Linked DNA regions of Homo sapiens: region 1 is linked to region 2. Evidence: chromatin loops called from intact Hi-C (ENCODE). Cell type or tissue: dorsolateral prefrontal cortex. All regions are shown on one strand. Each heading gives the region's core, and the rest is flanking DNA. Links, peaks and the distances in the headings are about the cores only.

What was found. A loop is a pair of places that touch in the nucleus more often than their neighbours do. Peaks named below come from ENCODE experiments on the same cell type or tissue, not always from the same donor. Only the 100,000 strongest peaks of a DNase experiment are listed, where the experiment ranks them.
Region 1: it touches region 2 in a loop (6-fold over the local background); 20 of 110 quality-filtered maps call a loop at or near these places.

Annotation. Positions count from the first base shown.
Region 1 is chr19:1,820,692-1,830,093 of GRCh38, forward strand. It overlaps REXO1 (RNA exonuclease 1 homolog), which reads right to left. Exons shown (of 16, transcript NM_020695.4): 2 at 6,187-7,940; 3 at 5,148-5,252; 4 at 2,881-3,094; 5 at 828-991. LOC100288123 (a long non-coding RNA gene) reads left to right here and starts at 1,398. Exons shown (of 4, transcript NR_152847.1): 1 at 1,398-2,001; 2 at 2,324-2,566; 3 at 2,932-3,025; 4 at 3,418-3,854. RefSeq lists a silencer at 6,517-6,652 and an enhancer at 7,778-8,278. In dorsolateral prefrontal cortex, for the core only: a CTCF peak has its summit at 5,610 (motif pointing left); a DNase peak (open chromatin) is centred at 5,590.
Region 2 is chr19:1,667,149-1,676,550 of GRCh38, forward strand. No RefSeq gene overlaps it. Among named protein-coding and RNA genes, the nearest start is that of TCF3, 19 kb to the left of the region's middle. RefSeq lists enhancers at 1-423, 1,796-2,546, 5,226-5,753 and silencers at 810-859, 4,702-5,401. In dorsolateral prefrontal cortex, for the core only: CTCF peaks have their summits at 5,013 (motif pointing left) and 5,293 (motif pointing right); DNase peaks (open chromatin) are centred at 4,983 and 5,746; H3K4me3 peaks cover 786 bases; H3K27me3 peaks cover 2,500 bases.

The DNA.
Region 1 (9,402 bases), core at 4,068-6,567, 150 kb after region 2:
TTAATTAAAAACAAAACAAGGCCAAGCGTGGTGGCTCACGCCTATAATCCCAGCACTTTGGGAGGCTGAGGCAGGAGGATCACTTGAGGACAAGAGTTCAAGATCAGCCTGGACAACGTGGCAAAACCCTGTCTCTACAAAATAAAAAACAAAATTATTAGCTGGGGTGTGATGACACCGGCTTGTGGTCCCAGCTACTCAGGAGGCTGAGGTGGAAGGATCACTTGAGCCCAGGAGGTCGAGGTTGCAGTGAGCCATGATTGCGCCCCTGCACTCTAGCCTGGGCAACAGAGACCCTGTCTCTAAACAAAAAAAAAAAACACCAACCAACCAAAAAAACAAAACAAGACAAAACAAAAAAACACCGCCAGGGCGGTCGGGCATGGTGGCTCACGCCTGTAATCCCAGCACTTTGGGAGGCCGAGGCGGGTGGATCACGAGGTCAGAAGATCGAGACCATCCTGGCTAACATGGTGAAACCCCGTTTCTACTAAAAATACAAAAACAGCCAGGCGTGGTGGCGGGCGCCTGTAGTCCCAGCTACTCAGGAGGCTGAGGCCAGAGAATGGCGTGAACCCAGGAAGCAGAGCTTGCAGTGAGCCAAGATCGTGCCACTGCACTCCAGCCTGGGCGACAGAGCGAGACTCCATCTCAAAAAAAAAAAAAAAACACCAAGGCATGGGGAGGGAAGGTGAAGGCTGTACTGCGGTGTGGAGCACGAAGGCCCGCAGGGCAGGGGCGAGGCTGGCCCTCCGCAGGTCCCATGTGGCCGGGCCTCAGGGCGTGGTCTTGGGGGTGGTGGTCCTGGCCGAGATGGGAGGGGCTACCTGTAAGGATGGACTGTGGGCGATTCGCTTAGGGATGATGGTGGTGGTAGTCTTGGACGCCATCCCCGACAATGTGCGTGTTTTCAGCTGCTGGCCACCTGGCTCAGGGCCGTTGGAGGACTGGCTGCCGCTGGCCGCAAGGGTCCTCTTGGCACCTGTGGGGGCTGGCGGGGCACAGGGGGTGTGGGCACAGGGCGAGTGGCTGCCCATCACCACGTGGCGGAGCACCAGGCAGCCGCGGCCGCTCAGCGCCAGCAGCACGTGCATCTCCGCGTGCAGGGGGCCGGGCCAGGGTGAGGGGCTGGGGCTGCGCAATGGCATCAGGCTCTAGCTGCCTTCAGGCAAGTCCATCGAGGCAGAGGACACAGGTCAGGCTGCGGAGGCCGCTGAGGACACGTCACCGGTGGGGTGGTCCAGGCCTCTGCCACGTGTTCTGACCCCAAGCCCAAGGCGTCGATGTCTGAGGGAAAGGCCCTGGCTCCCGGACAGAGGACCGAAGGGTCTCGGGTGCCCCCACCTGCTCATTGGCTTTGCCCTGCCCTGCGGCCTCTGTGTTCTGCCTTGCCCTTTGATGAAGTCACAAACCAGAGGGAGGAGGCCAGGCCTGCAGGGGCTGCTTCGGAGGGCTGGCCACGCGGGCAGCTGCAACCTGGGCATGTACGTCTGTGTGGCAGGGGGGCTTCTGGACTGGGGGCTCGGCACCGACCCAGGAAGGGGAGCTGTGAGCAGGGACATCTGGCCCTAGTCTCAGAGCAACATCCCTCGAAATGCCATCTGGCCCTGGAAGGTGCAAGGGAGGCAGGATGAGTCTGCTCATGCTACCGCGGGCCGCCCAGCAAGGAAGCAGGCTGCCCGCCAGGCTGGCACGCGCCTCTTGCAGTGGAGGGTTTGCTCTTCAGGAACGGACAGAGAACCTCCAGACTCCCTCGGCTGCACGCTGGGGGCGAGCCCAGGCAGCCACAGGAGTCCTCCAAGCCAGATGAGCCCGCCCTGCGGCACTGCCAGCACTTGGGACGCCAGACTCCCTTCAGGCGGCGGGCCCCAAGGGCACTGCGACAGCTCAGCACCCACCACAGATCAGCAACAGGACAACCCGAGCGCGGAGACACAGACGGGAAGCGTGTGGGGTCCTGGGATAGGCCCAACTCAATGATTTCCCCTCCCTGGGGCTAAGGTCTCAGCCGTGAGGGGGCTCTGGGGAGGGGAGGTCAGAGTAGCCTGGAGAGCTCTCCCTAAGGAGGGCCGTGGGATCCATGGGATCTGCAGGGGAATCGCCGGGGCTGGCCCTAAGGCTCTCCAGCCAGCGCCAGGGAGGCAGGGGCTCCAAACCAGCAGGCTGCTCAGGGTGGTCCTCGGACAGCAGCCATGCCCTCCCAGGGAGCTTGCCAGACACACAGACCTTTCCCAGCCTCCAGACCAGAACCTGCATTTTTTAGGAGCTTTCTGGGGGACCCTCATCTGTGACCTGCCTCCAGGGATACTTTCTCGCTCTACAGACACCACTGATGTGAAGACGCAGGAGACAGGACAACCCCCCGTGAAGGGTCCTGTCCACCCACCACTGAGGCCTGGCCCGACTTTCTACAAGACCCTGCTGGGGGGGAAGTGCCCCTCGGAGTAAAGGAAATACAGCCCCACTCCTGGGAAGACAGCACTCATTTCCATCAGAGGCCACGCCCCCCACTCACACGCCAGGAGAAAGCCACACCTGCAGAAGCCTGCTCCCCACCCAATGCCAGGTACCCCGACATGGCTCCCCATTCCCTGGAACCACAGGCTCAGGCCCTGGTTCAGCCCAGTCCCCAGCAGGCTGTTGGACTCCTAGTAACCCCGGAGCTGGGTCAGGGAAGGAAGGTGCTGGGCCAGGCCTCCTGCACCCCTCAACAGTCCCCATTTCACAGACAGGCAGGCTGAGGGCCCCAGGGAGGGGGCCCAAAGTCATCCCATGAGCAAGCACCATGTGGTTCAGGTGAGCTCAGAGACCTCAGGGTGCCACCTCTCCTGCCCACATGCCCACGGCCCCCCGGCACAGGCCCCCTGGGCCAGGACTCACCTGCAGCCAGGCGGGGGTTGGGGATGTGGGCGATCCTCCTCTTCTCGCCAGGGGCGGAAATGTGGACGGAGGGCGACTTCTCTGCCAGCCTGGCGGGGGCCTGCAGCAAGCTCGCCGATGCCCTCTGCGCCTGCTGGGCCCGCAGGTAGCACACCTCCTGCGCCGTCGGGGGCCGGGCCGGGGGCACCGCGGGACCCCTCCTCGGGGGCTCCACCTGCGTCACCACAAATGCTAAGGCCTGGCAGCACAGCGGGGGCACCTGGAGCAGGCGACCCCGGGCAGGCTTGGGAGAGGGTGGCTGGAGCTCGGGGGCCGGAGGCACCACCTCCCTGGCTGCCTTCTGAGCTGCTGGGCACACTGGGGGGAAGCAGCAGGGGGCAGTGGTCCTCAATGCCATGTGGCTCCAGGCTCCCCCACTCCCAGTGTCTCCCGGTGCCCAGGCTATGTCCTCAGCCCTGATAAGGCACGGGTGGGCGGGACTACCCCGATTACACTGGCACTCCAATCCAATCCCACTACGCCTAATCTTCCTCAAAGCCCCTCCTCTGGGGAGGCTCTGGGACTGGAGCAACTGGGACTCTCCTGGCTGCTGACCCCGGAGCCAGGCTCTCTGCTTGTCCTGCACTACCTCGCCACGTCTGCACAGGGGCCTGACAAGCGCTACTGTCTCCGGGCTACAGAGGACACTGGAGCTCAGAGCTGGACAACCGGCCCAGGCCCAGGCCGCACACGGCGCAGCAGGCCGTCTGCCGCACTCTGGGGGAGGTCACCCTGGGGCTGCTGACCTGCTCTGTCCCTCGCCCCAGCACCGTGGCAATCTAACAGGAAGGGGCAGGGCCAGCTCCCTCTGGAACTCGGGCAGCGTCAAAGATAAGGTGTCTTCAAAAAGCTCATGGAAAACGTGCGTTGTGACGAAACTTGCATGGCTTTCAAGTTTTTTTGCCCCAAAATAAACTGATACTAACTTGTCATAACATGTCTGAACCAGACGGAGTTTGAGGCACTAAAAAAAAGTAAGACATCAGTTAGAACAGAGCCCCAGTCAGAGCAACAGGAGTTCTGCTAAAATTGAAGCAAATGTTAAGCATCAAATTTATGGTAAAACTTGGGTGGAAGAACGAATGGGGAAATCACTGATGCTTTACAAAAAGCGTCACAGATTTACAGGAACAATGTCCCAAAGAAATCAGAAGTTTATGAATGGATAACTCATTTTATGTATTTATCTTTTTGAGACAGAGTCTTGCCTTGTCGCCCAGGCTGGAGCGCAATGGCACGATCTTGGCTCATTGAATCCTCCACCTCCCGGGTTCAAGCAATTCTCCTGCCTCAGCCTCCCGAGTAGCTGGGATTACAGGTGCGTGCCACCGCGCCCAGCTAATATTTTGTATCTTTAGTAGAGACGGGGTTTCACCATGTTGGCCAGGCTGGTCTCGAACTCCTGACCTCGTGATCTGCCCACCTCTGGGCGCAGTGCCTCATGCTTGTAATCCCAGCATTTTGGGAGGCCGAGGTAGGCAGATCACGAGACCAGTCTGGCCAACATGGTGAAACCCCGTCTCTACTAAAGATACAAAAATTAGCCTGGTGTGGTGGTGGGCACCTGTAATCCCAGGTACTCGGGAGGCTGAAGCAGGAAAATCACTTAAGCCCGGGAGGCGGAAGTTGCAGTGAGCAGAGATCGTGCCACTGCACTCCAGCCTGGGTAACAGAGCGAGACTCCGTCTCAAAAAAAAAAAAAAAAAAAAAAACAACCAAAAAACAAACAAACAGAAAACAGAGGGATGAAGCTGGGAGCAGTGGCTCACGCCTGTAATCCCAACGCTGGGAAGCCGAGGCAGGAGGATCACTTGAGGTCAGGAGTTGGAAGACCAGCCTGGGTGACAAAGCAAGACCCCCTTTTTTTATAATTTTTTTTTTTTGAGACAGAGTCTTGCTCTATCACCCAGGCTGGAGTGCAGTGGTGCAATCTTGGCTCACTGTAACCTCTGCCTCCTGAGTTCAAGCGATTCTCCTGCCTCAGCCTCTCTAGTAGCTGGTATTACAGGCACCCATCACCATGCCCAGCTAATTTTTGTATTTTTAGTACAGATGGGGTTTTGCCATGCTGGCCAGGCTGGTCTCGAACTCCTGGCCTCAGGTGATCCACCCGCCTTGGCCTCCCAAAGTGCTGGGATTACAGGCGTGAGCCACCAAACCAGGCCAACCTCGTCTTTAAAAAAAAAAAAAAAAAAGGCTCCTGCTGGCCTGGCCTCTGCGGACCTTACCTCCTGGCCTTGCTTGGAAAGGTGGGAGATCCTCCTCTTCTGCCCGGGGAACAGAGTGGTCAGACCCGAAAGCCCCTTCTCCTCACTCTTCTCTTCCTTGGGGGGCTAAGACACATGTCCGTCCGTCAGCACAGGTCTGCCCTCGCTGCCAACACCAACACACCCCAACCTCAAACTGCCCCCGGCAAGTGGGGAATGGAACAGTCCAGCCCCCAGGCACAGCAGCTGAGGGCTCAGGGCCAACAGTCCCTGGGCTTTGTGTGGGTGCAGTCGGAGGGGTGGGCAGGTGTCACACGTTCTGCAGATGCCCAAGGCTACCTCTCCTGGGCACCCAGGGCCCCAGCTTGGAGACCCCAGGGCTGCAGAATGAAAGCACACTGGGAAAGCGAGGCCACCTTGGGCCGAACCAGCTGCTGCGGGCTGAGCACTTGGGCTCAGTCTGTGTGGAGTGAGCTCCCCCTGGTGGCCAATTTGGGGACACGGGGCCAGGAGACCCAGGGGTCCAGGGCTGGCCCAGGAGAGCAAGAGCTCGCCACGCTGGGAGTAGGGAGGAGGGAGGGGAGGAGAAAGGAGCCGGAGGGGATGAGGAGGAGGCAAGGAGAGGAGACAGAGGAGCTGGAAGAGAAGAGACAGAGATGGGGGAAGGGAGGAGGGGAGAAGAGAGGGGGAAGGGAGGAAAGGGGAGGCGAGGGGAGAGGGGCTAGAAGGGTGTGCCGGAGGTGGATTCCCCTGAGGTGGGTGGGTGGGCCAATATCCCCCTGCCAGTCAGTGGGAACAGACCGTGTGCACGTGGCCACAGAAGCCTGGCTGGTGGCCACGGGCCAGTGACCTCTGGGTGGGTGAGGGGCAACAGGAGCAACAGGGCTGCCCGGGTGCTCCTGAGCTCCTGAGATTTCAACGGGCTCAGGGACCAGCACTGAGGAGCTGCCTCCACCCCGTGCCTCCGAGCCAACTGGAAACCACTCCAGATAGAAGGTCTCTCACCAGGCCCTCGGCTCTGCCTCTGCCCGAGCCCAGCCCCAGCACCCGCGCGCCTCACCTGCCGGGCCAGCCGGCCTCTGTCCTCCGTCTTGACGCTGGTGGACTCGTTGAAGATCCGCAGGCACTCCTCCATGGGGTCGGAGTCAAAGTCCACCTCCTTCTCCAGGGCCGAGTAGTCCACATCCGCCCCCGCGCTGGAGGTGGAGGAGGAGGAGGAGGAGGAGGAGGATGGGGCGGGGGAGGGGGGCGGGGAGGCCTTGAGCCGCTTGGGCGGCCCCTGCGCCTCCGGGAAGCCCAGGCTGGAGTCTGAGTCGGAGTCTGAGTCCGAGCTGAGGCTGGGGAGGGCAGAGGGCCACACGCTCGGCACCCCTGGCCCTGCGGCCTCGTCCTCACTCTCGTCCCCAAAGAGGTCGGCGTGGCTCAGGGCCCGCTTCTTCAGCTTGGGGGCGTCCTGGGAGGCGCCCTCGTCTAGTGAGCGGGCTTTCCGCTCCACTAGCTTCCCCGACGGGGCCTTGGTGCTCTTCCTGTCGGGCAGCTGGAGGGGGCGGGGTGGGCCTCTGCCGGCCGCCGGTCGGGAGTCCCCGCTTGTGGGGCTCGGCCGCCGCGCTGGCCGGTCAGGCCTCCCTTTCCCTGAGGTGGCCACAGGAGTGGCCGAAGATGGCTTCTTCTTGGTCCCTTCCGGCCGCTCTGCCTTGCGCCGGGGGCTGCTGGCCTGCGGGCCCTTCTTGTCCGCACGGGGCTTCTCCACAGGCCGCCCTCGGCCCTTGTCCTTGGTCTTGTCCTTCCCCTGGGCCCCGTCTTTGCAGCTGGGGGCAGGTGGGGCCCCGGTTTTTTTCTTCTTGGGTTTTCCCTCCTTGGGGCAGCCCCCATCCTGTGAGGACTGGACCTGGGCTGGGGAGGCGGGCTTGGCTGGGGGCGGCTGGAGGTCCCCCACGTCGCACTGCACGGCCGTCTCCTTGGTCTCCCGCAGGCCGCCCCCCTCGGCCTCCAGGCCCTCTTTGGAGGGTGGCTGCCCGGTGGCCTTGATCTCAGGGTCGGCCCTGGCTTTGGGGGTGCTGGCCGTGGTGGGCTCGTTACCTGGGACCGTGGCGGCCTCATCTTCTGAGTCTGAGAACCTTGCATCGCAACTGCCAAAGGGGTCACAGAGCTTCTTGGGAGCAGGTGTGTAGGGCTCACTGCCGCGGGAGCCCCGGGGCCGCTTGGCGGCCCGCTCATCCCGGGAGCTGGCCCTGCTGAGGTGCCGGGCCGAGTAGTTGGAGAGAGGGTCATACTCCAGGTCTGTGGGTGGCCTGGAGTTGTCCACCACGTACTTGCCACTGGGAACGGGGCGGCTGTGCCGCCGGGGCTGGCTCACAGCCTTGGGGACGTATTCCAGGGCACCGCCACCCCCTCCACCTCTGCCCTGACCCCTGTCCAGGGACGCCAGCGAGTACTTGCTGCCCGGCTCGGCAGGGGCGGCCAGTGGGGTGGGCTGGTAGCCGGCATCAGGGCTTAATAGGCCGTGGCTGCCGGGGCTGTAGTCGAAGGCCAGTGGGAAGGCATCCTCGTCCGGGCCCACAGTGGGGCTGGCGTTGGGGCCGCGGGGCGCCAGGGCGGGGGCCTCGGCGGAGCGGTGCTCACGGGTCGTCTCCAGCAGCTCCCGGTAGCGCCGCTGCTCCAGCTCCACCTCACTGCGCACGGCCTCGATGGCCTGGTTGACCAGCTCCAACTCCAGCACATCCGGGCGCGGCTCCTCCCCCAGGCCCAGGGTGCCATTCTCCCTCTGCGCGGGGGGCTTGGGCAGCTCAGGGTTGTAGGGGTCGTAACCCAGCCCTGAAGGGAACAGAGAGCACAGCTGTGACCAGCCTGCCGGAGAGGAGCCCGCAGCATGGGGGCGGCCCCGGTCTCAAACTGCAGGGAAGGGAAGAGACCTGCCTCCGAAACCCACCACGCACTGGCGCCCGCCAAGGCTCTGGGGTGCCCAGCTGGGTACAGGCCATGGCGCCATCTCAGGCCCTGTGCCGGGCCCCGCCTTGCCCTGACCAATGGGCGCTGGATGGGCCTGGGCTGCGTGACACACAGCTCCCTGGGTACTGGAGGCTCCCTCACACGGCTCATGAAATGCGCACAATGACCATGGTGGGGTGGACACTCGACAGGCTGGAACTCCCCGGGGCAGGCGGGTGTGGAGCTCCCAGCATTCAGGGTGCCGGGCTGAGGCAGGACTGGGCTGGGCCGACAACCACAGCCTGACGGTGGACACAGGAGAGCCCTTCCTCAGCCAACACGGCCCCACCCAGCCAGCAGTGTGCCCGCGGTGTGGCGGAGGTGTGCCAGCAGTGTGCCAGCGGTGGTGTGGTGGCGGTGTGCCTGCGGTGATGTGGCTGAGCAGGGCCGGGGGATGGGGACATGCCCAGTTGATGGGCCACCCTGCAAAATCCACAGGAAGATTTTTTTTTTTTGAGACAGTCTCTCTGCTGCCCAAGCTGGAGTATAGTGGTGCGATCTTGGCTCACCGCAGCCTCTATCTCCCGAGTTCAAGCAAACCTCCTGCCTCAGCCCCCCAAGTAGCTGGGATTACAGGCGTGCGCCATCACACCCAGCTAATTTTTGTATTTTTAGTAGAGATGGGGTTTCACCATGTTGGCCAGTCTCGAACTCCTGACCTCAAGTGATCCACTGCACCTGGCCTACTTTAAATTAATTTTTTAATTTCAAAACTTTTTGTAGCTGGGCGCGGTGGCGCACGCCTGTAATCCCAACATTTTGGGAGGCCAAGGCGGGCGGATCACCTGAGGTCGGGAGTTCAAGACCAGCCAGACCGACATGGAGAAACCCCGTCTCTACTAAAAATACAAAATTAGCCGGGCGTGGTGGCGCATGCCTGTAATCCCAGCTACTCAGGAGGCTGAGGCAGGAGAATCGCTTGAACCTGGGAGGCAGAGGTTTCGGTGAGCCGAGATCACACCATTGCACTCCAGCCTGCGCGACAAGAGTGAAACCCCGTCTCAACAAAAAAAAATTTGTAGAGGTGGAGTCTCACCATATTGGCCAGGCTGGCTTTGAACTCGTAGACTCAAGCAATCCTCCCACCTCAGCCTCCAAGATAGCTGGGACTATAGCCCAAGCTGCTGTGCCTGGCTTAAAGCACACGGCTGAAATGTCTTCCCGGGGGGCAGCTGGGAACATGAGACTCGCATGTTATTTACGTGGTTCCAGAACATAGTGTAGCAGACCCTCACAACCTCAATGCCACCAACGTCAGCACAGAAGTCAGAACCACAGAAGCCTCCCG
Region 2 (9,402 bases), core at 3,981-6,480:
CGCCTGGCTAATTTTTTGTATTTTTAGTAGAGATGGGGTTTCACCATGTTAGCCAGGATGGTCTCGATCTCCTGACCTCGTGATCTGCTCGCCTCGGCCTCCCAAAGTGCTGGGATTACAGGCGTGAGCCGCCGTGCCCGGCCGACCCTGAGCTTTATTTTGTCTCGGAGGACTCCACTGCCCTCCATGTCCGGCCTCCCGAGCCCCCTCTGCCCACCTCCCTCCAGCTGCGCTGGCCACCTCCTCGCTGCTGCTTGGACACCGTTTTCTCCCTGTGACCTCAGGGTCTGTGCCCAGGATGTCCCTCGGCCGGGAGCCGTTCCTCCCCACTCTCAGGCCCCTTTGCCGGTGTATCATCAGTTTATCGTTCCTCCCACTCTCAGGCCCCTGTTTCTCCCCCTTGCGCCTGTGGGGCTTGCCTGGCTCTGTAAGGGGAGCCCCGGGCCCAGCCTGGCCGCCCCACACCTCCAGCATCCATCTGGGGCCTGACACACAGTAGGTGCTCCATAAATGCACAGGCTAAGTTGGGGGGTTCCCCATCTTACAGGTGAGGAAACTGAGGCTCCGAAGAGGGCGGCCTGACAGGCATCTGGGAGCCCCGGCCCAGGCGAAGGTATTTCCTCCTGGCCCAGGGCGCCGTGGGGTCCCGGGGCAGCTGGTGGGGCCGCCAAAGGGTGGCCGTGTGTGTGGCGGTGGCAGCTGGGGCTCTGGCAGTGGGGGAGGGTGGGCGGGAGGCAGCAGCTGGTGGCTGGCCCCAGGCCAGCTGGAGCCTGTGCAGAGGGAGGGCGCTGGGTCGGCTCACGCTGCCTCTGGGTCCCCTTCTGAGTCCCCCTCAGCCTTTCTCGGTTGGTCTCCATCTCTGTCTTTGTCTCTCTGTCTCTGTCTCTTTCTGTCTGTTTCTCTCTGTCTTCTTTCTCTGTGCTCTCTCTGTGTCAGCCTCCCTGTCTCTGTCTCTTTCTCTTCCCCATCTCTGTCTGTCTTTTTGTCTCTGTCTCTGTTTCTTTCTGTCTCTGCGTATCTCTTTCTGTCCCTCTGTCTCTGTCAGTCTCTCTGTGTCTGTGTGTGTCTCCATCTCTCTCTGTCTCCATCTCTCTCGTTGTCTCTCTGTTTCTCTTTATCTCTTTCTGTCTCTCTCTGCCTGTCTCTCTGCCTCTCTGTCTCTCTGTTTCTCTGCCTGTCTCTCTCTCTGCCTCTCTGTATCTCTATCTCTCTGTCTCTTTGTCTGTTTCTGTTCTTCTCTGTCTCCTTCTCTGCTTCTCTGTCTCCTTCTCTTTCTGTTCCTATCTCTTGTCTTTTTCTCTGTCTCTCTCTGCCTCTCTGTCTCCCTCTGTCTCTGCCTCTCTCTCCTTCCCCTTCACACTGGGGACTCCCCTGACTGGCCCGGACAGGGGCTGGTTACACTGCTGCACCCTCTCTTCCAGACCTCCCGCTCCACCCCACTCCCTGCTGCCTGCACCCCTGCGTCAGCCAGCACCTCTGTGCTGGCATGAAGGTCTCTACCCACCGGGAGGAGCCCAGGACCCTCTCACGGGCTGGGGACCCTGTGCGCATCGCTCCCCCTGTGAGCCTGCATTTCCCCACATGCAGGGTGTTTGCAGAGCCCTCTCAGAGCGGTGCTCTGGGGAACCACAGGGCAGAGGTCTCAGCCCGTCGGGGCTCCCAGCCAGATGGGGAAGGAGAATTTCGAAGGAATCGCCTTACAGGCATTTGAAACTCTGCAGGCAGAGGCCAGGGGAATCCCGGGTGGAGGAGCAGGCAGGGTGAGGGCCCTGAGAGTCCCTCCCCGGGTTAGGAGCAGGCAGGGTGAGGGCCCTGAGAGTCCCTCCCCGGGCCACCCCCAGCCACACTCCCCCGTCACACAGGGAACCTGGCCCAGTTGCCCGTACCCACTGGTCCTGGGGAGGGCAGCTGGGAGGGGCTGTGTGTGCACTAGGGGGGCGGAGCTGGGACTCCCCCCAAGGACCCTCCCTTCCGGGATCTACACCCCTGATCCCCCCTCGCCAGCACATCCACCCACCACCCTCGCAGACAATAGAATTCATCACTGTAGAAACATCCTCTGGGGCTGGGGCTTAATCAGTTCCTGATTTGCATTTTTGCATATTAATGACAGCAGAGCTGCTAATTTTGGCACATGATTTTAAAGGTGCAGTAGCTCTGAAACTACGGAGGCGGTGAGGGGGTGAGGACCGGGGCCTTCCTCACCTGGCCTGGGGGGTGCTGGCCCTCAGGTTACAGGTTACAGGGTCTCTGCCCTGGGAGCGGCCCCTGCCTCTGGGAGCTGCAGGGACCCTTGGGGATTATGGGGTCCCTGCCTCTGGGGCTCACAGGAATCACAGAGTCTCTGCCACTCTATCTTTCTTTCCTTCCCTTCCCTCCCTCCCCTCCCTCCTCTCTCTCTCTCTCTCTCTCTCTCTCTCTCTCTCTCTCTCGCTCTCTCTCTCTCGCTCTCTCTTTCCTTTCTTTCCTTCCCTTCCTTCCCTCCCTTCCCTCCCTCCCCTCTCTCTCTTTCCTTTCTTTCCTTTCCTTCCCTTCCTTCCCTCCCTCCCCTCCCTCCCCTCTCTCTCCTCTCTCTCCTCTCTCTCTCTCTCTCTTTCTTTCCTTTCTTTCCTTTCCTTCCTTTCCTTCCCTCCCTCCCCTCTCTCCTCTCTCTCTCTCTCGCTCTCTCTCTCTTTCCTTTCCTTCCTTTCCTTCCCTCCCTCCCCTCTCTCTCTCTCTCTTTCCTTTCCTTTCCTTCCTTTCCTCCCCTTCCTTCCCTCCCTCCCCTCTCTCTCTCTCTCTTTCCTTTCCTTCCCTTCCTTCCCTTCCTTCCCTCCCTTCCCTCGCTTCTCTCTCTCTCTCTCCTTCCCTTCCTTCCCTTCCCTCCCTCCCCCTTCTCTCTCTCTCTTTCTTTTCTTCCCTTCCTTCCCTCCCTCCCCTCTCTCTCTCTTTCCTTTCCTTCCTTTCCTTCCCTTCCTTCCCTCCCTTCCCCCCCCTTTCCTTTCCTTCCTTTCCTTCTCTTCCTTCCCTTCCTTCCCTCCCTTCCCTCCCTCCCCTCTCTCTCTCTCTTTCGTTCCTTTCCTTCCCTTCCTTCCCTCCCTTCCCTCCCTCGTCTCTCTCTCTCTCTCTCTCTCTTTCTTTCTTTCTTTCGCTCTTGTTGCCCAAGCTGGAGTGCAGTGGCACAATCTTGGCTCACTGCAACCTCCGCCTCCCGGGTTCAAGTGATTCTCCTGCCTCAGCCTCCCGAGTAGCTGGGATTACAGGTGTGCGCCACTATGCCCAGCTAATTTTTGTTTGTTTGTTTTTTGAGACGGAGTTTTGCTCAGTCGCCCAGGTTGGAGTGCAGTGGCGCGATCTCAGCTCACTGCAAGCTCTGCCTCCCGGGTTCACGCCATTCTCCTGCCTCAGCCTTGCGAGTAGCTGGGACTACAGGCGCCCACCACTATGCCTGGCTAATTTTTTGAATTTTTTTTTAGTAGAGACGGAGTTTCACCTTGTTAGCCAGGATGGTCTCGAACTCCTGACCTCAGGCGATCCGCCTGCCTCGGCCTCCCAAAGTGCTGGGATTATAGGTGTGAGCCACCGCGCCCGGCCCATGCCCGGCTAACTTTTTGTATTTTTAGTAGTTTCACCATGTTGGCAAGGCTGGTCTCGAACTCCCGACCTCAGGAGATCCGCCCACCTCGGCCTCCCAAAATGCTGGGATTACAGGCATGAGCCACCGCGCCCGGCCCACTCTTTTTCTTCTCTTTTGAGGCAGGATCTTGCTCTGTTACCCAAGCTGGAGTGCGGTGGTGCAATCATAGCTCACTGCAGCCTCCACCTCCTGGCTCAAGTGATCCTCCCACCTCCCACGTGGCTCGGACCACAGGCGTGTACCACCACACTAGCCTAATTATTTAAAATTTTGAGTTTGGGTGCCGTGGCTCACGCCTGTAATCCCAGCACTTCGGGAGGCAGAGGCTGGTGGGTCACTTGAGATCAGGAGTTGGAGACCAGCCTGACCAACATAGGGGAACCCCTTCTCTACTAAAAATACAAAAATTAGCTGGGCATGGTGGCACGTGCGTGTAATCCCAGCTACTCGGGAGGCTGAGGCAGGGAGAATCGCTTGAACCCAGGAAGCAGAGGTTGCAGTGAGCCAAGATCGCTACTGCACTCCAGTCTGGGCGACAGAGTGAAACTCCGTCTCAAAAATAAATAAATAAATACATTTTTGTAGGACAGGGGTCTTGCTATGTTTCTCAGGCTGGTCTCGAACTCCTGGGCTTAAATGAGCCTTCTGCCTCAGCCACCTAAAGTGCTGGGATTACAAGTGTGAGCCATCACGCCCTGTCTTTGCCACTCTTGCATTTGGGCATCAACGCTGGCATTGGCCAGGGGAACTGGGATTCTGGAATTTTCTCCAATTGGCTCCATCCTGAGAATCCCATATTTGGAAAGCTGTGAATTCAAGTTCCGAGTATCTTAAAACCTTTGGATTTTACCCATCGAGGCTGAGGATAGTAAGAATATTTACCGGCCAAGAATATCACTTTAAAAAAAAATCAAAACAAACCTTTGTATTCTCTGTCCTAGGTAGACCCTAAATCCTGCCCTTGTCCTCACCTCCTGCGCTCAGATCGGAAACCTGGGACCTTTGCCTCCAAACCCCACCCCACAATCCCGCCCAGGCTCAGGACTCAGTTCCCTTCGCCCCCACCGCGCCCTCCCCCGGCCCTCTGCACCTGCCGCGTCCCGTACCCGGCCTGCTCTTCTTCACCATTGGTGCCTTTTCCTTCAACCCCACCTCCCCAGGGAAGCCCTCCTGGTGACTTCACCACGCCTGTGTGTTCAGTTATTCTCCCTCTCCCTGGGAGGTGGGGAAACCGAGGCATAGAGCGGCGAGGCTGGTGCTCACGGCCCCCCGGGGTCCTCCCCAGACCCCTCCCCTCCCTGTGGTCCGGGGGTGCATGGGGTGGGGCGCGGGGGCCTCGCTGGTCCTGGGGTTCAGTCGGGCGCGCGTGCTGCCACCTGGTGGCCAATGGGGCAAGGCCGCGGGTCCTCCCCGGGCGTCGGGGCCCCCACCCCACGGAGCCCACCCTGCGCTGGGGGAGGTGGGCTCAGGAAAGCCGCGGCCCCCGCTCGGGACGCCAGGGGTGGGGGACACGGAGCTTCGCCAGACTCCCCCAAACTCGGGCGCGTCATGGGAAGAATGGAGGGAGCTGGATGATGGGGGTCCTGCGGGCTGCCTTCCCTGGGTCTTCTGGTGTTGTCCCCGTCCCGTCCCCTTCTTACCCCTGCGTGACGCCCAGACCGAGGGAGGTGGGACTGGGACCCCCTTCCAGGGACAGAGCTGCAGCGGGTCTGGCGTCCACCAGGGCGCGCCCGCAGCCCAGAAACCCGCGGGCGCTCCCCACGTGCGCGCTCACACGTGCATCCGCGGCTACCCCAGTGCCTCGCGGCTCGGGCTTTTTTTAATTTTTATTTTATTTTTATTTTTTTGAGACGGAGTCTCGCTCTGTCACTCAGGCTGGGGTGCAGTGGCGCGATCTCGGCTCACGGCAACCTCCACCTCCCTGGTTCAAACGATTCTCCTGCCTCAGCCTCCAGAGTAGCTGGGACTACAGGCACGTGCCACCACGCCCAGCTAATTTTTGTATTTTTAGTAGAGCTAGGGTTTCACCATGTTGGTCAGGCTGGTCCCCAACTCCTGACCTTGTCATCCGCCCACCTCGGCCTCCCAAGGTGCTGGGATGACAGGCATGAGCCACCGCGCCTGGCCGGCTCAGGCATTTTGACCCGAGGCACACGTGGTCCTGTGTGGTTGGTGTGTTTCTGAATGAACAGTGTTCACGTAGATTCAGGTGTGCCACACGTGATGTATACGGGGCATGCTTATGCGTGTTCTCGCATGCTCGTGTGCATTCTAGCATGTGTGCTCACTCCTATACACAGGTTTGCATGCGTGTGCTGGCATGTCCGTGTGGGTGCACACAGAGGCTGTGACATGTTCGCTCGTTGCCACGAGCTCAGGTGTGTTTGTACATGGTCAGTCCCGTTTATACATGTGCACGCATGGGCACGTATGTGCCAGGAAGGTTCACACATACACCTTCTCATGTGCGGCCTGCTGTATCTGCACATGTGTGTCCTGGTAAACGCGTGTGTTTGCGTGTTCTGGTGTGCTTGCGCATGTTTGTGTGTGTGCATGTGGGCGCACTCACAGCCACAGCCCATGCTGGCGTCCCTGAGTGCAATGGCCCCTTATGGACTGGGTCCTACAGGACACCCCTGAGTCAGGCCCCACATACCCCAGGGCCCTCCCACAGCTCCACTGCCCCAAACCCCCTGGCCCTGTGAGCCGATCCCTGCAGCCAAAGGGTCCAGGTCGCCCCCAGTCAGCCTCTCCCTGGTCTGCCCCAACCCCCAGCTCTCCACTCGATCTCCCCCACTTCAGTGGCTGCAGCCTCCTGCACCCGCACCCTCTTCCTGCTGTGGTGGCTTCTGGGTCCGGTCCCCAGTCAGCCCCAGCTGCTGCCTGTGCCCCCAAGAGATGCAGAGCTCTTAGGAGGCAGGGCCGTGTCTGGGGTCCACGGCTGCACCCTGATCTCTGGTATCCAGCCGGCACGCGGTAACCAGGTCAGAAGCCTAACCGTCCTTCAGCCGGGCCCAGCAGCTCCCGTCGCTATGGGAAATCCATGCTCAGCTCCCACAAACCCAGCAGTCACCAGCTGGCCTCAGCCAGAGGTTCCCCTGTCACAGAGCCTGCCAAGCAGAGACCCTCCTGACACTCACTCACCCCTTCCTCTCCAGTGGTGGGGCTGGATGAGCGGGCCGCCTCCCTCCTCTTTACCGTTCCCTCTCCACCTGGCAAACTCCTATTCATCCTGTGGGGCCCTGGAACATGGGCCCCACTTCTAGGATACCTACCCCAGTCCTGGGGGTGAATGGACCAGAAGCTACCTTGGAGAGCAGACCAGGTGCCAGCTCCCAGGCTCCCAGCCCTCCTGGGTGAACTTGGGTGGTGGCAGCTGCGTCTCATTTCCAAGCCAAGCCTGTAGACAGGAGCCCAATGGCGGTTAGTCAATGGCAGACCGCCAGGGAGGGGTGAATGCTGGTTCCCAGGCTGTGTCAACATAGCCAACCAGCTGCCCAGGAGGCTCTGATGTGAGGACCGTACCCACTGCTGGTGCCTCCCTCCCTCCCTCCCTCCCTCTCTGTCTCTCCCTCCCCTCTGTCCCTCCCTCCTTTCCTTCATCCCTCCCTCCCTCTGTCCCTCTGTCACTCCCTGGCCCTGGCCACCCACACAGCCCCCAAGGGCCATCTCCTTGGCAACAGTGGCCACAAGGTCGTCTGCTGGATCAATCTCCTCTCACCCCTGCAGCCCCGACCCCGGACCCGGAAGGTGACAAGGAAGTGGGGTCAGGCCTGGCTTCCCGGGAGGGACCCAGTGTGTGTAGGACAGGGGGGGTCCTTTGGCTGGAGCAGGGGTGGCAGGACTCAGATAGGGTGAGCCGGTCCCTGTTGAGAGGGTCAGCAGGGCCAAAGGTCCGGCGAGCCCTGGGCCACACACTGCGTGTGACCCTCCCTGGGCCTCAGTTTCCCTTGAGGCACAGCCTCTCTGATGTCTGGACTCCGGGTCCAGTCCAGGACAGTCCTTTGGAGAGCCCAGTGCGTGGGAGACACAGTCCCTGGGCTGACGGTGAGAAAGGACAACGCTGCCCTCATCCCAATTTACACGCCCCGAAGACACTGGCCTCAGGCCGCTGGGCCAGGCAGTGGTCAGGGCTGGGGACCAACCAGAAAAGAAGTCACTATTACTGGCCGGGCGCGGTGGCTCACGCTTGTAATCCCAGCACTTTGGGAGGCCGAGGCGGGCGGATCACGAGGTCAGGAGATCGAGACCACGGTGAAACCCCGTCTCTACTAAAAATACAAAAAACATTAGCCGGGCGTGGTGGCGGGCGCCTGTAGTCCCAGCTACTAGGGAGGCTGAGGCAGGAGAATGGCGTGAACCCGGGAGGCGGGGCTTGCAGTGAGCCGAGATGGCGCCACTGCACTCCAGCCTGGGCGACAGAGCGAGACTCCGTCTCAAAATAAATAAGTAAATAAATAAATAAATAAAGGTCACCACTATAGCTCCTGGGCAGTCCACCACTGCTGCTTCTAGAAGATTCCACCATTGCCATTTCTGGAAGCTTCCATCTTTGTCTCTCTGGGCAGCTCCGCATTCCAGTCACCAGGGCAGAAGGAAGAAGGTGCCCTGAGGTTTTTCCCTTTGGGGAACAGGTGGGCAGGCTAGGCAGGGAGAGGACCCTCCAAGCACACGGGAGAAGCTGGCCCCCCCTCCTCGGTGGGGCGCTGGGGACACCTCCTCGGGGCGGCACAGCCCGGGTGGGGCCACCAGGCGTCCCGCGGCAGGTCGGTGAGCCGGCCCGGGAGGACTGGCATGCTGAAGACGTTTGTATGGATTCTGGGGCAGGAGGGGCGGCAGGGTCTTGGGGGGCCAGAGGCGGGAGAGGGTGGGATCGCCTGCAGAACCTAGCTCAGGCTGCTCTCTTCCTTTCCCAAGCCTCAGTTTCCCCATCCGGGCAATGGGGGAAGACGCAGATAGGGAATAGATTTGCCCTTGGCCTCCGGGGACCTCGTTTTCCGGCTGCGGCACTGCAGCTCAGAGAGGTCAGGCTGCCTGCCTAGGGCCACACAGCCTGGAGGTGGGGGCCGGCCGGGGGGCGCAGACGCGCAAAGCCTGTCCCCACCTCACGGCCCCCTCCCCGCCGGCCCGGGCGGGGCTGCTGGCCCTTTAAGAGCCTCGTTTTGGCGCCGCCTCGGGGTTATCGATCGCAGCCTTGGAAACGCGATTAGATTATCCCGGCTGGGAACGGCAGCCTGGCGGGGGCCGCGCGGGGGAAGCGCGCCGCTTCTTGTAAACGGTTCCCCGAAGGGCGCTGGGCCAGGGGCCTGGGAGGGGGCTCGTTCCCGGTGGGGGGGGCGTCCCGGTGCGGCGCGGCCCAGCGCTCCCGGGAACGGGGGATGGGTAACTGGGGCCCCCATTTTGTGTTTTGGGTTTGGAAATTGAGGCGCAGAGAGGGGTGCGCCTTTCTGCGAGGCCGCATACCCAGGAAGACGGGTTTATTTGTTCAGCTGCATTTATTGAGCGCCTAGTGTGTGCCGCGCATGCGCGGGGCCTATTAATCCGATTAGCGTTTCGCATAAAAATAGAGTCGCGGATGATGATGATGGTGATAATGAATATCCGTGCTCCTGACTCGCTCCTGCCGTGCCACCAAGCCTTTATGTGCGTTGTCTCAGATCCTCACCCCAACACTTAGAGTGGCAGAGGCCCTGGTCCCATTATACAGATGGGGAAACTGAGGCCGGAGCTCAAACAAGCCAGAGGGGCCGAACCGGGACAGGCGGGCCCCCGGCTCGCTCCTGGGA